Regions from separate parts of the Homo sapiens genome. Here region 1 is linked to region 2. Evidence: chromatin loops called from intact Hi-C (ENCODE). Cell type or tissue: mammary epithelial cell. All regions are shown on one strand.

Region 1 (8,000 bases), 270 kb before region 2:
CCATCTCATCCCCATCAGCCACTGTACCACTCGGGTCCCAACAGGGAAGCTAGTCTGCTCCAGTCAGATCCCAGGAGGCGTGTTAGTTTCCACAGGGACTACACAATTCCTAACAGGCAGGGTTGGGGACCACACAGGAGAGTGTGGTTACCTGGCTAGTTGTAATGCAGCCATTACCACTTGAAAAGGTGAGAGGAAGGAATTTATAGAAATCCATAAAGAGAGCGCTGGTTAGAGACCCCCTTGAGGGCACAGTGACTTTCCATCAAAGGAAAAGAGCAGCCCAAGGCAACCTTGCAGGCCAGGAGCCAAGATCAACACCCTGACCTCACTCGCCTCTCATCCACTTGAGGCAGAAACTTAAAATAAATATGCATTCATTCACTCCAAGAAAAGTAACAGGCAAGTCAAGGGTTAAGAAGAAAAGAACAAGTTTTCCTCTGTCTAGCAATCTCACTTCAAGAACAGTTATAAGATAACACTGTTTGAGAAGCCAAGGCCAAAAGAATGGGCTCCAGACAACCCCCTGCCAGAGCAAGATTGAAGGGAAAAAAAGAGAGAAAGACAAATTCCTTTATTGTTACTGCTCCTTTCCCTGGCTTCTTAAGTACAGCTGTGTTTTACAAATGTCTATATTTAGCCTGTTCTTGTTTTTCTTTCACAAGGCCAACAGCTATGCAGGGCCACAAGTTACGTTATGCTATAGATTATATGACCTATCATATGATTAGCTGCTTTTGTTTTGCTTCTGTAGTCAACTTATAAAAACTGTGCTCAGTCTTTGTTCAATGCTCAGCTTTTTGGATATGAATCCACTGAGCCGGTGAGTACCTAAAATAAACAATCCTCCTGTTCTCCGTATCAGTCTCTCCTGTCCTCAGTTTCCTGCAACACACTCATCTCTCACTGGCACCTCCCATTGGCCAACCCAGACAGAGCAAGGGGACAAGGCCAGGCTGCCAGGACAGTGAGCAGGATGTGAAGGGTAAAGGGTGACTCTGGAAGAATGGATGAAGCTGTCCAGCCCAGCTGGCCATGCATTTCTGGCTCTCATGCTCTTGGACTTACTGTCTGACGCCGAAGTCCATGCTGTTTCTTCTAGCCACTGCTCCTTACACCTTACTAAAGAAATATTTTACAATTGTAAGTAACCAGGCACTGTCCCCTGAATCCACTCTTGGCCTTCACATGCACCTCTGTGCTTTCACTCACTCTGTTCCCTCTGCCTAGAACTCCGTTGCCCAGCTTCCTAATCCACCAAAATCTCATTCATCTTTCAAGCCATGCCCAACAACTGTCTTTTCCTTAACTGCTCTGAAAGTATTCACTGTTTAACTTGTATGTCATTCTCTCACGTATCCTTTTCCCTCTACACCCATTAGTCTATGAGCAATTTAAGAGTGGATGCTATGGCTGATTCATCATTAAAATCCTAAACTTCTGCCTCCTCTAAGTCATGAACCTGGAAGCTGTCAGGAACTGTGAAGGCAATGAGATTTTACCCTACCTGCAAGCCAACAAGTCAGCCTGCCTGTTTCATGGATGCTGACAGGAGGCGTGAGAGACTCCCGAATCCGAGACAAAGGACTTTATTATCACAGCAACAGCAATAGCCAGACAATCAAGGTTTTTGCACCAGTGCCCTCAGCCTCAGTTTCCACAGGACCACATGAAGAGGGCCAGGTAATACTGTATATGCAGTGGGTTGCATTACAGAACAGCAATGCTTAGCTTGGGGAACCTGTTGTAAGTAAGCATACCGATATGGTTTGGCTGTGGCCCCACCCAAATCTCATCTTGAATTGTAGCTCCCATAATTCCCATGTGTTTTGGGAGGGACCCAGTGGGAGATAATTGAATCATGGGGATGGTTTCCCCTCATATTTTTCTTGTGGTAGTGGATAAGTCTCATGAAATCCGACGTTTCCCCTTTTGCTTGGCTCTCATTCTCTCTCTTGTCTGCTTCCATGTAAAACGTGCCTTTTGCCTTCTGCCATGATTGTGAGGCTGCCCCAGCCACGTGGAACTGTGGATCCATTAAACCTTCTTTTCTTTATAAATTATCCGGTCTCAGGTATGTCTTCATCAGCAGTGCGAAAGTACACTAATACACATGCCCACCTTTGTTCCAATGGGAGACACTCTCTCTGTCTCCCAAGAATGTTTGTTATGCAAAGATAACACAGAACAAAAGGCAGACAGTGCCTCTGCTTGCAAGACATGCAGAAATGAGAGAGGGCCATGGGGAATTGTCCTCTAACAAAACCTGTGTCCCCTAACAGAAGCTGAGTGTGAAATGCGCACCTTTGTCTCACTCTGCCCTCCTGATACCAAACGTCAGTACTGAGTGTCCAGTCAGAGCCCTGACCTGGTCCCTCCTGAGGTCTCCCTCCCAGTGAATGGCAGGACCCAGAGTGGCACTACTCACCCCACCTGTGAAGGGGGCATAATGACAGGAACTAGCTCACAAGGTTGTTGAGAAAATGAACTGAGTTTTTCCTGTGAAGTACTGAGGCAAGTATACAGCGAGTGCTATGTGTGTTAGCAAAATCAAGGAAGGAATGAAAAAGGAGAAGGAACAAGGACAGATATACAGAAGTAGAAGAAGGCTGAGCACCTAGACCAGAAAAGCCTGGCCCTACTCAGGAACAAGGAACAGAGTTACAGCTGTGAAACATCAGAGAACATCATTACCTACACAGCCCTGCTTTCCCCAGGCTCCAACAGGGCCACTTAGGCAGATGTCATTTCCTACCTTATTGACTCTGGTCTTCATCCCAAATCTGCACTCGCAGACAGGGATGTGATGACACCCACGTGGCTGAAGATGGCTCCAGGCTCCAGTGGTACTGACTTGGGACAAATTACCCACTAAAAACCTGAGATGAATGAAGCATTTTGGAATTTTTCCAAATGCAAAATAAGTACCAAGGCCATATCGATGCTACTATTCCTACTATCGTGTAGAGATTGATTTGCTCTCTTCAGCAGGCATCTCCCGGATCAAATCATTGGAAGATCACAGTGGCATTAATAAAAACAGCCACTGCCATGAGCTGAGCCTGATAATTAACGTGCCATGCTGAGCTGGGCTTTGCATGCCTGCTCCCATTTGATCTCCACCATAAATCCAGGGACAGCTATTATCATTATTATCCCCATTTTACAGCTCATAAAGCTAAAGTTCGTGGCACTGAGGTAACTTGCCTCAAGTACTAAGCTCAGATATAAACCAACATCTCAGATGTCTGACCGACCCCAAAGCCCAGGCTCTACCACACTGCATTATTCTGCTACAAGGAGCCTTGGAATTCACCTACCCCCTCCTGTCTGACATACAGAGAACAGCAATGCATGGGCTGAGCCCAAGGAAGTGCCTGGAACTGAAACTCTTTACTCTGGATTCAGACCCCTGTCTCTCGTCCTTTGTTCCCTGATAGTTTCATCAGGGCTTTGTGAGAAACAAACACAAAGCGACAGAAAAACACAGAGAAAATTAAGAAGGCGTGGTTGGCAGTCGGGGTCAGGTGGGGGCCACAGCAGTGGGGCGGGGTGGGGGGTGTCTGGCTGGGTGTGATATCTCCAGCCCAGGCAAGTCCAGGAATTCCAAGGTCAGTTAGACCAGCAATGTCCACCAGGGGGTGCTAGGAATGTGTTAATTGATTAACTAACTCAGCCTCCCCCATCCAAAGCTATTGGGACACACTGGTCCATAGACGCTCTTACCTTAACAAGGATTTCCCAACAACTGGTTTCCATAGGTACCACAGGGGACACACAGGTAACTGTAGAAGGCACACAGATAAATTTACGGAAAAATTCTTAGTAATGATGCGTGTCCCAAGACAATGTTGTTTTCTTCTAGCTGCACTGCACAAAGGAGGGAACTGCTTTCTGAGTAAGATAAAAATATTTTCCTTGGTTAGACAGTGAGGGATTCTTTGGCTTGTTAACTTACACAATATAGCTTCTAAGGGAAGTGCTGGGAGACCCAGGTTATTTCTCTCCCGGCCCATGTCAACACGAGGTTTCTGCTGACCCAGGTGCCCTGCCAAGTCCTCTTAGCAGGTCCTGGACCCCCAAGGCTGCTGCAAACCCAGAAAGTGTGCACAGACCTGTGTTTCTCTAGGGAGAGAGGAAGACGGGGAGCCCAAGTGGATTGTTTCGAAGCTCCTAGAAAACGACCCTTGATAGAAGGATACAGGGGATGTTACATCTTTCAAGAGCCTCGTGTTCTTCTCAGCAACTTCAGGTCATTGAATCCTTGTCCATTGGGATCAGGCAGCCATCTGCCACAGATCCATGGGGCAGGAATGCCATCGCCATCTTCATGAAGCATGTCCCCCTTTCCCTTGGCGCTGTGTATAGCACAGCCCCACAGCCCACACAGTCATGCTTGGAGGCCCCAATTTGGAGCATTCATTTATCCATCTGCTCTTTCAACAAAATTTCTGAGCAATTTTTTTTTACCACATTTATGCCTTTAAAAAGCATGTATCCAAAAGTGTAGGGGGGCACAAAACAGCTTTGAACCAAGAAAATGCACCCCATTTTGAGAAACTCGACCATCTCATTTCATGGATGAGGAAAAGATCTTCAGAAGCTATGTACACAGTGAAGATTACAAACCTGGAGGACAGCAGAGCTGGGTCTAAGGCCCAGATCCGGCTCCCAGCTCGGTGCTTTGACATCCTCACCATGCTGCCTTCCAACGGGCCCTTGGCCCTCACAATATCTCTCATCTATGGAAAGGAATCACAATCCTTGCTCCCACTTAACAAAAAAGCAAATTAAGGCATACAGAAGACAACCTAAACAGGTCATTAAGATCAACACCAACCCAGCTCAAACGTTTCTCAAGAAAGGCATCTCCCGATTCCTGCAAGTTATTTCTGGATTTGAATCCTCATCCAAGGCATGGAGCTTTAATTCTCTCTGGCATCTGGCCCCTGCAGACCCCTCCCTTAAAAATGCCTTCCTTAAGAATCACCCTCACACAAGAACAATCCCTGCTGTCTACACCCACTTCTTTTCCACCGAATTTTCTGCTTCATGTTTAACTGCAGGAGTCCTTTTGTGTCAATGTTGTAGAATATTTATTATTAAAAAAGGTGACATGTTGACTGCAATTATTTTGGGATGGGTATATTTCAGTTGCCGTGAAAGAAAGAAGAAAAAGAGAAAAGGAAGAAAAAAAAGGAAAATGGATGAAAGAAATGAATTGGAAGAAAAGGAAGATAAAGAAGAAAACAGGGTAGAAGGGGAAGAGAGAAGAAAGGAGAAGCAAGGAAGGAGGTAGAGAGGGAGAATGTCCAGCTAAAGAGGACCCTCGGTCATCTTTTAATTTTCGCAGATCAGCCAAAGACAACCATGTTAATTAGCATAGTCTGTTGACACAGGGAGAGGTTCATTCTGCAGTCTCTGTCCCTCAGTGTTTGGACCCGAAACTCAAAATTTAATGCAACTTCCACAACATCCTTATTTGGAAGAAAAGGTAGTCTGACTCAGACTCAAGTCTTAGTTAAGAAAAAATAAGTAAATCTTGTTTTCAATGAATGTCATTGTAGGGAAAGACCACAGAGGTCACTAAGGGAGCCCTCAAAACCTTCTGCAACCCAAAGTCCCCCCCGTTCACCAACGCAAAAGCCAAACACACAAAACATGCCTTTCATGTCACTTCAAACGTCTTAACAAATTAAATATCATTACTCAAAACAAAGCAAGGCTGTGGCAATGTTAGATGAAAATAGTTCATTTTCCCTAAAAATAGAATCTTTATTTTAGTCACAAGGTCTCAATCTGCTTGTCTGCCCTGGTTCCTCTTTCCTGGTCAAAGTGGCCATTAGAACACAATGAAGATCATTTTCAACATCAAAGTTGTTGCCAGCTTTTTTTAATGTTGATAAAAATGAGAAATGATGTTCACTACATGTTTACTTGTGTTCAGAGGATCAAGGAGATTATTTACTCCCAAAAACCTTGAAAGCCCACTTGATTAAGTTGTCTTAGACTCAAGCTTGAGCTCCCAAAACACCTCTGAGAGATCTGGCAAAGACTGAACATGTGAGAAAGGGTTTCCTTATGGAGTTTCAAATGTGCTTTTCAGACAAAATATCAGAAAAATATGGATTTCTTAAATTCATTTTGCAGACATATTAGAAGAAACTGCTTTTTACTTTTTTTCTCCTTAAGAGCAAGACCACCAAATCTAAACACTAAAAAGAAACGTTTAGCACTAATATAATGTATTTTTAGATAAATGTGGGCTATAATTTCCTGATGTAAGCAATGCTGAGAAACAAGATGGATATTTATTTCTTGAAGTTTCACAATCAATATATTCAAAAGTTCAAATGTATCTGCTAAGTACACCAAGTATCTTAGGCTGGGCTCCTGAGATGCAGACCGTCAGGGAAGAAACACCCACAAGGGGTTTATGAAGGAGAAACCTGTAAGGTGTGAGGGAAGAAAAACAAGGAAGGGGGAAGAGCCCAGCCAGGGCACCATTTCTGGAAGGTGCGTGTGTTGGGAAAAACTCTCCCAAACCATGTTTTTCCTCTGCTCTCATACCACCGCAACAATCATCAACACAGAAGATGACATCTGTGACCAAATGTAGGCAGGGGGCAGGGGTTTCGCCCACCACCAAGCAGCAGATGCTAGCTGGATGTCCTCCAATTCAATTCCAACACGATTTACCCGGGCATAACGTCAGATCCCACAGGTTGAATACTCAGTCCCCAAGACCACACCACTCCGGACACCAGTTGCAAGTCCAGGACTCTGGAACTCCTGACCAACCTGCTTCAAGTTGGCCTCCCAAAAGCCCCTCTTTGGGTTTGACTCATTTGCTGGAGCAGCCCACAGAACTCAGGGAACCACATTTACCAGTTTACCACAAAGGACACTACAGATGATACTGATGAAGAGACTTGTAGGGTGCAGAGCTTCCATGCCCTCCCATGCCACAGGGTGAATCCCAAAATTGGAGTTCAGGCTGGGAGTCCACGCACGTTCTCTGCTTCACACAGAAATTCAAGAGCAAGATGACACAGTAAAGTGAAAGCAAGTTTTTTAAGAAAGTAAAGGGGTAAAGGGGTGGCTACTCCATTGGCAGAGCAGCAGCATGGGCTGCTGGACTGAATAGACTTATGGTTATTTCTTGATTATATAACAAACAAGGAGTGGATTGTTCATGAGTTTTGCAGGAAAGGGGTAGTGTATTCCTGGAACTGAGGGTTCCTCCCATTTTAGACCATATAGGTAACTTCTGGACATTGCCATGCCATTCATAAACTGTCATGGTGCTGGTGGGCATGTCTTTTAGCATCCTAATGCATTATAATTAGCGTATAATGAACAATGAGGACAATCAGAGGTCACTTTTGTCACCATCTTGGTTTTAGTGCATTTTGGCTGGCTTCTTTACCGCACTTTATTTTATCAGCAGGGTCTTTGTGGCCTGTATCTTGAAAAACCAGTCCCTCCAATTCCAGTCTCACCCATTTGATGGAGTCACTCTGGTTCCAAAGCCTCTGACACCTGGGCAGGCCACCCTCCAGGAATCACCACGTGTTCAGAGATCCAAAAGCTCTCGAACTTTGTCCTCTTTTCTTCTTATGGAGGCTTCATTACACAGGCATGATTGATTAAGCCATTGGCCACTGGGGATCAACTTGACCTTCAGCCCCTCTCCCCTCCTGGGGCTAAAAGTCCCAACCCTCTGATTCTGCCTCGGCCACTCTGGTAACCAGCCCCACCCTGAACCTATCAGACAAAAGACACATAAAAGACAGCACTTTGGTGATCCCAAGGACTCCAGGAGTTGTATGCCAGGAAACGGGAATGAAGACCAAGTTAATATTTCACAATATCTCAGCGCATTACACCTGAGAATCCCTTAGTACCCACCCACGGAGGGAGCTGGATGAAAGCATCCAACCAGTAAAAAGACCCAGGCTCTCACTCCAGCCTGGGCAACATAACAAGACCCCACCTCC
Region 2 (8,000 bases):
ATGTTTATTAAACACTGAATGGATAAGATGATACGTTTATACAATGGAATACCATATAGCAACAAAAATGAAAAAAACATGACCATATAAAAAAACATGAATGAATCTTATAATGTTGCACAAATGAGGGCAGGCACAAAAGAATACATAAGCTATTGGCCCTTTATTTAAAGATCAAACATAGGCAAAATGAACATATGGGGTTAGAAGTCAAGACAGTGGTCAAATGTGAGAATGAAGGAGTGAATGGGAGGGGGCAGATAGGGCTTTTGGGACGCTGGTAGTGATCTCAGTACTGGCTACAATGACATTTCACTTTATGAAATTTAGTTTGTGATAATTCACCAAACAATACACTTATAATTTGTGTGTTTTAATGTTTGCATGTTATTCTCCAAGTTTTTAAAAATTAGGCAATTCTATATGTTAATAGAAAGAACTCCAATGTATGTGTGTGGTTTAATGAAAAGAACCAACCACTAAATAGTGCACTACACAGAATACTATCATTTTGTAAAAACAGTAATGAAAAGGATATATGTTTGTGTACAATAATCATAATGGCAACATTTACTGAAAGCTAACTACTTGCTAAGGTACTGTGTTAGGCACTTTTCATGCCTTTTATCATTTATTTCACTCAACATTATGAAGTGGGTAGTTATTATAACCCTTATTTTATGAAGGAGAAAACTGAGGTACAGAGATATCAAGTAACGTGCCCACAGTCACCAAGCCACAAAGCTGAAAAACGGGCACTGTAACCCAGGCTCTCCAGATCCACTCTTCCCCACCACATTCTCCCTAGATAGGCACATGAGAAACTGGCAATGGGGTGCCTCTGAGAAGGGATCTGGGGATTGGAAGGCAGGCTGAGAGGAAGGCTGGCTTATCATAGCATACTCTAGGTACCTTTTGAAGGAACACATTTGCACGTCTTATCTATCAAAAATGTATTTATTTACAATATTTTTCTATGGTTTATAATTTCTGAGCTACACAAAATTGCTTTATCCAGAAAGTAAGCATAACTCACTGTTTTATTACTTTACCTGATTTAGGATGCAAAGCATCGCATTGGGCATTGTACATGTGTACAAATTCTTGGTGCCTTTTAATGAGCTGTTGTTTATTTCCTTGAATAGATAATCCATGCTCTTTTAGCTTTTTCTTTAAATCACGATCAGAGAGCAAATTATATACAGTTTTGGGCAGCGGCTTCCTTTTGTGAACAGAACTGAAAAGGGGGGAAGATACCTGATGATTATTGTGAATTATCAAATGCTTTTCATGTAAAATGGCAAATAAATTCTGATTCAACACCTGGGTGACCGGGAAAATAGTAGAACCATTAGATTAAAAAGGGGAGAGAAAAATCAAGTTTGTGGATAAAGTTGAGTGTCTGACATGATGTATCTGAGGTGCTGGTAAGACATTCAGACACAGGGGCCTAGGTGGCACCAGAAGTGAGAGACTTGGGTCTCAAAAAGAGGTCAGACCTAAAGAGGCACACTTAGAAGACATATATGTAACGCTTGTGGAATATGCTGTGAGGACTTCACTTAGAATCACACTTACATAGACCTATTCAATTTTCCACCTCTTTAAAGCATGCTAGAAATTCTAGTGGGCTAAAATTCAAGCTACATAAAAGTACCAATGACTTAAGCAATTCCATAAACAGGAACTTCTTAGTGAGTTTTAATTCATTTCACCTGATTATAGCAGGTTCTCTACCTGGCTCAGCTTTATGGCAATTAGATGCTTAACAAAAATGTGCTCAAGGAGGTCATTACACTTGCTATCATTTCAAAATAAGAATAGCAAAGATTCAGGTGAAAATTAACAGAAACTTGAAATAATAGGTTTATCCAAAAAACAAGTTTTTACAAAGGATTTGCATATAACTAGCTCACACAAGGCTGTCCCAAACGTTAGTGTACCTAAGAAGCACCTAAAGAGTTTATTTAAAACGCAGATTCTCCATCCCCTTCTCCACACCATCCACCAATTAGGGTTCAGGTCTGAAGTGGAGCTCTAAAATCTCTATTTTCAACAAGGTTCTCCAGAGTAAATCTGATATAAACGGTCCAATAATCAAACAGAGAAATATTACAGTCAGGTATAGACTGAAAACAATCAAAAATTTCTCTATTAACCAACAGAGCCATTCCCCAAATAAATTATGTCTTTTATGCTGTATTAACAAAGTCTAAAAGCCAGAAATAACTAATTAACTGTGAAAAGACCTGCAAACTCTCAATAGATTATATTTTTCTGAAAATTGCTCTTCTTACAATGACAACCCATCTGACTCTACAAGGTTGATAAAATTATGGCAAAATGAAATCTCAGTAGGTAGCAACAGCTGAATCATTTTGTGTTTACAGAAGCACACAGGGAGAGATGATTCATTACGTCTGTATCTAAAATATTTGTTTTATCAAGGACAGATGATTAAACTGTGACTGTGAAATTCCAGTGAAGAACTGTACTGTTCACTGGCATTTACAATAAAAAGCACCACCAGAGATCAACAATTTCTATCAGGAATTTTAAAACATGAAACCTGATAAATGTTTCCCCAAACACGAAAATGACATTGATTTTTCTTCCATGATTTAGTGGAACTGAGTAATACATTTAAGGGGCCTCAGAATCTGAGGCAGTTCTGACATGGTTTTATATAGAAGGGTTAAGGGCTGCCACTCACATTCAGCAGATGGCCTGTCAGAATATTGTGGAGGAGACAGGAAAACTCACAGGGCCTTTTCTCTATGACCTGACTCCGTGGCCAAGATACAACTAAAGAAGAACATGGCCCAGTGTTGTCTTCAGAATCTCCACAAACACCAGTTTTGTAAGATGGAAGTGATGAGAACAGAAAGGCTTGGCGGTCAAATAAATTTAGGATTACTAAATTAAACAAAACCTAACAGTAACCCTTAATGTAGGACTTCTCAAAGCCTTTAACACACTAAGAGGGGGATCCAGGAGGTAGTGCTTATAAGTTCACTACAGAGCACTGGCAGGACTATAGTGTTCTTTGAAGCAGGAATTTAAACCACTATTAGAACTTAATTACACATGGACGAGTATGTCTTCAAACAAACTGACAGCATCAGAAATGATGTATCAGAAATGTATTCGAACTGATGGATGGATCTAGAAAAAGGGGAGTCCATGCAAGATAATCAGTGCAGATTCCTTACTCTTCCAAAAGAATATACTCAGCTTCTATATTCCCAACTCATGCATTTCTAAAGAGAAAAGCAGTTCATCAAACTCTCGTGGCTTATGGGAAATAATCCTTAGGACTATTCATTTACTCCAAATCACCACTAAGCAACCTAAAAATCTAAATTTTATTCTCATTAACAAACTTACCCACTAGGTGGGAGTACTGTGCATGTAAAACTGCCCCAGGTTTGGACTCAAGTATGTCTACCTTAATAAAGCACCATTGTGTCTTATATGTTAGCTTTTGTAAGTTGTAACAGTATGAATCTGACCCTCAGAATCTGCATTCACTCCAAATTTACTCATAAAAATTAAGTGATGTATTTTCTTTAATCACAAAAAATAATACTATGGCTCTGTCTTATTAACATGGTTTTTGGAAAATACTCTTCAAAGTCCTTCAAAACAGACTGAACATAGAAGCAAATCATTCTTTCATCCCCACTTCTCAGATACCATTAATTTCTTCAGCTTCCCTCCTCTTCTTTTCCAAATCTCTCTGAATTATCACCTATTATCTTGCCCTTGCCTCCTGTTTCAGAAGGGTCCTTTCTGCATGTCAAGGATAACCTCATTACTGGGCTCTTGTGCTCCTCACTTTCTTCCATTTATCCTCTGCTCTCTCCCTGGAAATAGTGGAAGGAAAGAGACTGAAGGCTTAAACTCCTATTTTTAAAAAGAACAACCCTTGATCTTTATGCCACTCACTGCTTCTCCAAACTACCATCTCATCTTTCTCCCTTCATCACCAGACTCATCTAAATTGTGTCTTCTGCTTATTATCCACTGATTCCGTAATGCCTTGCAATTTAAGTTTGACTAGTATTTCATTCCTGAACAACTTATATGTGTAACAATAGTGGACTAGCATGAGAAATTACAGTTATTTTCATGTACAAGGGAGGTAGAACAGCACAGTTGTTTAGATGTAAATACTGAGCTGACAATTTATTAGCTACAATACCTGGAGGATGGGGGGGTGGTGTGGGGTATGACATTACATTTCATATATGCATTTTTGTACCTTTTTATATCATATATATTTATATAATTTCCTAGTCAAAATTTTTTGAAAAATTCAATTTTAAATTTTAAAACTTCTGAGCATCCTAAAGATCAGAGAAAGGTTTTTTATATCTTATATTCAGAGTCTAACCTTGCTTTCTTTGGCCAAGAGGCTTTTTGGTAGTTTTTAAAATCTAAGAGAAAAAAACAAGTTTAAAAAGAATTGAATTTGAAGTCACTAATTTCTTATTAAGTCAAAATTTAGTAGCAGTTCAAATATTCAATATAGCTAATCATATTTGGCAAAGTGGGAGTTGAAGAAAGAACAGAGGAGAGGGATTGGAAGAAGTGGCCAACAGGAGTAAAGAAGAAAGCAAGTAAGAGCAGGAAATACGGTCACCAGGATAAAAGGAATACTGTAATTTTCCCCCAAGTAAGCACAAGAGGCACCCAGCTAAAGTAGCTCAATGGTTCTGCTCAACTTCCTTACCTTCTGAGGCTTTCCTTCTTCTCTTCGCGTGATAAACAGCTGTCTAAATGCTTATTAATGTGACTTTCTGGAATGTTAACCCCGCAAACAGGACAATCCACTGTATTTTTTAAAAAGAAAAAGAGAGACTTTATTAATTGTAGAAGGGGCAAAAGTATGTAAACTGGCATCTTTTCAGCAAGTAAAGTAAAAAAGAATCCCAACTTAACATGCACTTAGAAAAGCAGAAAAGAAAAAGAATGGCCCATCGGGACAACAGGAGTGGGACAGACTGGTTACTGGGTAATGGCTAAATTGTGGGAAGTCACAAAATTGAAGTCCTGGTCCCAGAGAAAGAGACTGCAAATAAGCTTGAAAGTTCATTTATTAAAAATGTTTCGGTTACATCTTTTCTACCAAGGTATGACCAAACTATAGAACTCATCTTAAATTTTCCCAACCCTTAGGAGCTATCCATGTTTAGCCCAGAAGCAATAGTAACGACTTAAGTAAGACACACCTGGCCCAAGGGCCGAGTGAAGGAAAGGTAGTTTAATAATTTATTGAGTTCAATTTTGTCAATGGTTACAAATTTGTTAATTTAGCTCTCACTGATGATTCCATATATAATGTTAAAATTAAGGAACACAGTCATTCTCAAACTATTTCATAAAGTTGCAGGGATCTGTGGGGGTATCTCGGGGCCTACAGACCACCATGGATAATAGGCAGAAGGAGGTCAGGTGGAACAGAACAATCTGTTTTATCTATTTTATACGTTATGGTTTATCGTAAAATTTCATTTGGGAAAAAAGGTTCCGCTAGGGGAAAAACAGTTAACCATCAAGCTAAAAAATACTACAATAAGAACTGTCAATTGGTAAAAAGACTAAGGATAGACATAGTAGAAAATATAAGTGAAATTTATATATCTTTAAAAGATGTAAACACGTTAAGTACTAATAAACTAATTTCAATCTAAGTTTAATACACACTCACATCTCTGCACTACGTGTGGTATGGGTATACCAAAGATGTCTAAGAGTTTCTGCCTAAAAGGTGCTCTAAACTTCACTGGAAAGAAGATACAGAAACAAAAAGTTAAACAAGCTGACATATTCATCAAACAGTTAAGCAAATGGGATACAAAACAGTCCAGAAAACAAGTGCTATAGCACTTTTGTGATGTGAGACAGTGTTTTCTAACATAACAAATGAATAGTGAGGATCTGGATAGAGTCTGGAAAGGTATAGAACAGGGGCCGGCAAACATTCTTAGTGAAGGGCCAGGTAGAATTTAGACTTTACGGATCCTATGGCCTCTGTCACAACCATGCAACTCTGCCACTGTAGAATGAAAGCAGTCACAGAGAATAGGGTGGGTATGTGAACTTTTATTTACAAAAACAGGTGGCAAGCCAGATTAGATCTGCCAGTTGTAGTTTGCCAATTCCTCAGTGTACTGGAGGAACAGTGGGGAGGCTAGAGCAGGACTTCTGAGACAGAGAGGTGAGCAATAAGGCGGGATGACTAGGTTAGGCCTCAAATTGTCACAGGCTTTATATGGCAGGCAGAACAGTGAGGAGGCATTCAAGTGGTGGTAAAATAAGATAAAAAGAGCTTTTCAAGATTAAATGGGAACTGATATGTTGAATGAGGGGAAGAAAGATTAAAAGCTGAAAACAGAAAGCTACTGCCATACTTGAAGGCTGAACTAATTAAAATTGTTTCCTTTTTGTAGCAGTCAGCCTGAATTCCTGTTTCTGAGAGAGAAAGAGAACAAACATATCTACAACAATGTCTGAGGTTTGTGATATGGTAAAATCTGGTTTGTCCTTTACCATTCCTTCCCCCTCAAAGATGCTGCCTATTTATTCTTATGTCATGTGGATGAAAAGATGTCCATATTTCCACATATGAAAATAACTTCCTACCTTTAGTAACTTGTTTCAAAGTGGATGTCGAGGGTGGCTCAGGACGCTTAGCCTCTGAGGGATCTGGAGCGATCTCTTCTACAGAACGTGTCTCTTTGGTCTTTGCAGCAGGGCTCGCCTCTTTTTGAGGGCTGAATTTGCTTTTATTTTCTTTTATCAACAACTCTGATGTAGAACCACTCATTTCTCTGATCAAGAAATTATCCATTAACCTGCTCCCCTGCTTTAAAGACTGTCTGGAGGCTACAGGAGTATATACTTTGACAGCAAGATTCTTTGAAGAGGAAGAAGCAGGAGATTTGGCTGGTGACTCTAAAGCAAACTGCAGCAGATGATTCCTTGAAGCACAAAGAACACAACAGACAATTAAGAGATCCAATTTTACATCATAAATTAACTGACATAAGCTGTTTTCCCAATTAACCTTGTTTTCTGAAATACAGGACCTATACTATAATGACAACCAAACCAAAGTTTCTTCTAGTATAACTCAAAGCAATAAATCTAACGTAAAAGGCAGTTAATGTGTCAATAAAACAAAATGAAAGGAAATCAGCTTTAGGCCACAGAGAACAGCTTATATGAGACCTAATCTCCAACCATAAGTAACTTTAAAATCCGAACAAAATATACTGATATAGTCTGGATGTCGTCTCCACCAAATCTCACACTGAAATGTGATTCCCAGTGTTGGAGGTGGGACCTGGTGGAAGGTGACTGGATCATGAGGGCGAATTTCTCATGAATGGTTTAGCACCATTCCCTTAGTGCTGTCCTTGTAACAGTGAGTGAGTTCTCATGAGATCTGTTTTAAAAGGGTGTGGCACCTCCCACTCTGTCTCTCTTGCTCCCACTCTCACCACATGACATGCTGCCCGTCTTTTGTTTTCCACTGTGACTGTAAGCAGCCCAAGACCTCACTAGAAGCCGAGCAGATGGCTTGTACAGCTGCAGAACCATGAGCCAATTAAACCTCTTTTCTTTGTAAATTACCCAGCCTCAAGTTTACTTTATAGCAATGTAAGAATGGCCTAACTTGCATAAAAAACAACTCTTTGTAGGCACTGGACTGAAATCAACACAAGGCTGCAATCCCTGAAAAAGAAGAAAACATGAAGTAGTCCAACATTTCCCCCAAGACTTACTTTACCCTGGGAGCATTTTCTAGGAATGGGTACTAAAGTGAAGTCTAAACAGGAAACATTGATCTTACTTGTTAGAGAAAATAAGAGATCAGAGTTCTGAACAAAACTGGCCAGGATTGAGGGGTCAGAGTGCTTTGACACGTGGTAGCTACTGAAAGGGAACCCCACCAGTCTGCTTAGAAATTCACATCCATTCCTGCTCATTTC

Evidence for each region. Peaks named below come from ENCODE experiments on the same cell type or tissue, not always from the same donor. Only the 100,000 strongest peaks of a DNase experiment are listed, where the experiment ranks them.
Region 1: a loop joins it to region 2, with 4 times the contacts of the local background. A loop is called at or near these places in 4 of 110 quality-filtered maps.

Annotation. Positions count from the first base shown.
Region 1 is chr3:8,660,018-8,668,017 of GRCh38, forward strand. It overlaps a transcript of SSUH2 not described here. Among named protein-coding and RNA genes, the nearest start is that of SSUH2, 19 kb to the left of the region's middle. RefSeq lists a silencer at 3,572-3,661. In mammary epithelial cell, a CTCF peak has its summit at 3,654 (motif pointing right); a DNase peak (open chromatin) is centred at 3,694.
Region 2 is chr3:8,934,819-8,942,818 of GRCh38, forward strand. RAD18 (RAD18 E3 ubiquitin protein ligase) reads right to left here. Exons shown (of 13, transcript NM_020165.4): 5 at 6,649-6,986; 6 at 4,736-4,835; 7 at 1,053-1,237. Among named protein-coding and RNA genes, the nearest start is that of RAD18, 25 kb to the right of the region's middle. In mammary epithelial cell, a CTCF peak has its summit at 3,422 (motif pointing right); a DNase peak (open chromatin) is centred at 2,413; H3K27ac peaks cover 1,835 bases.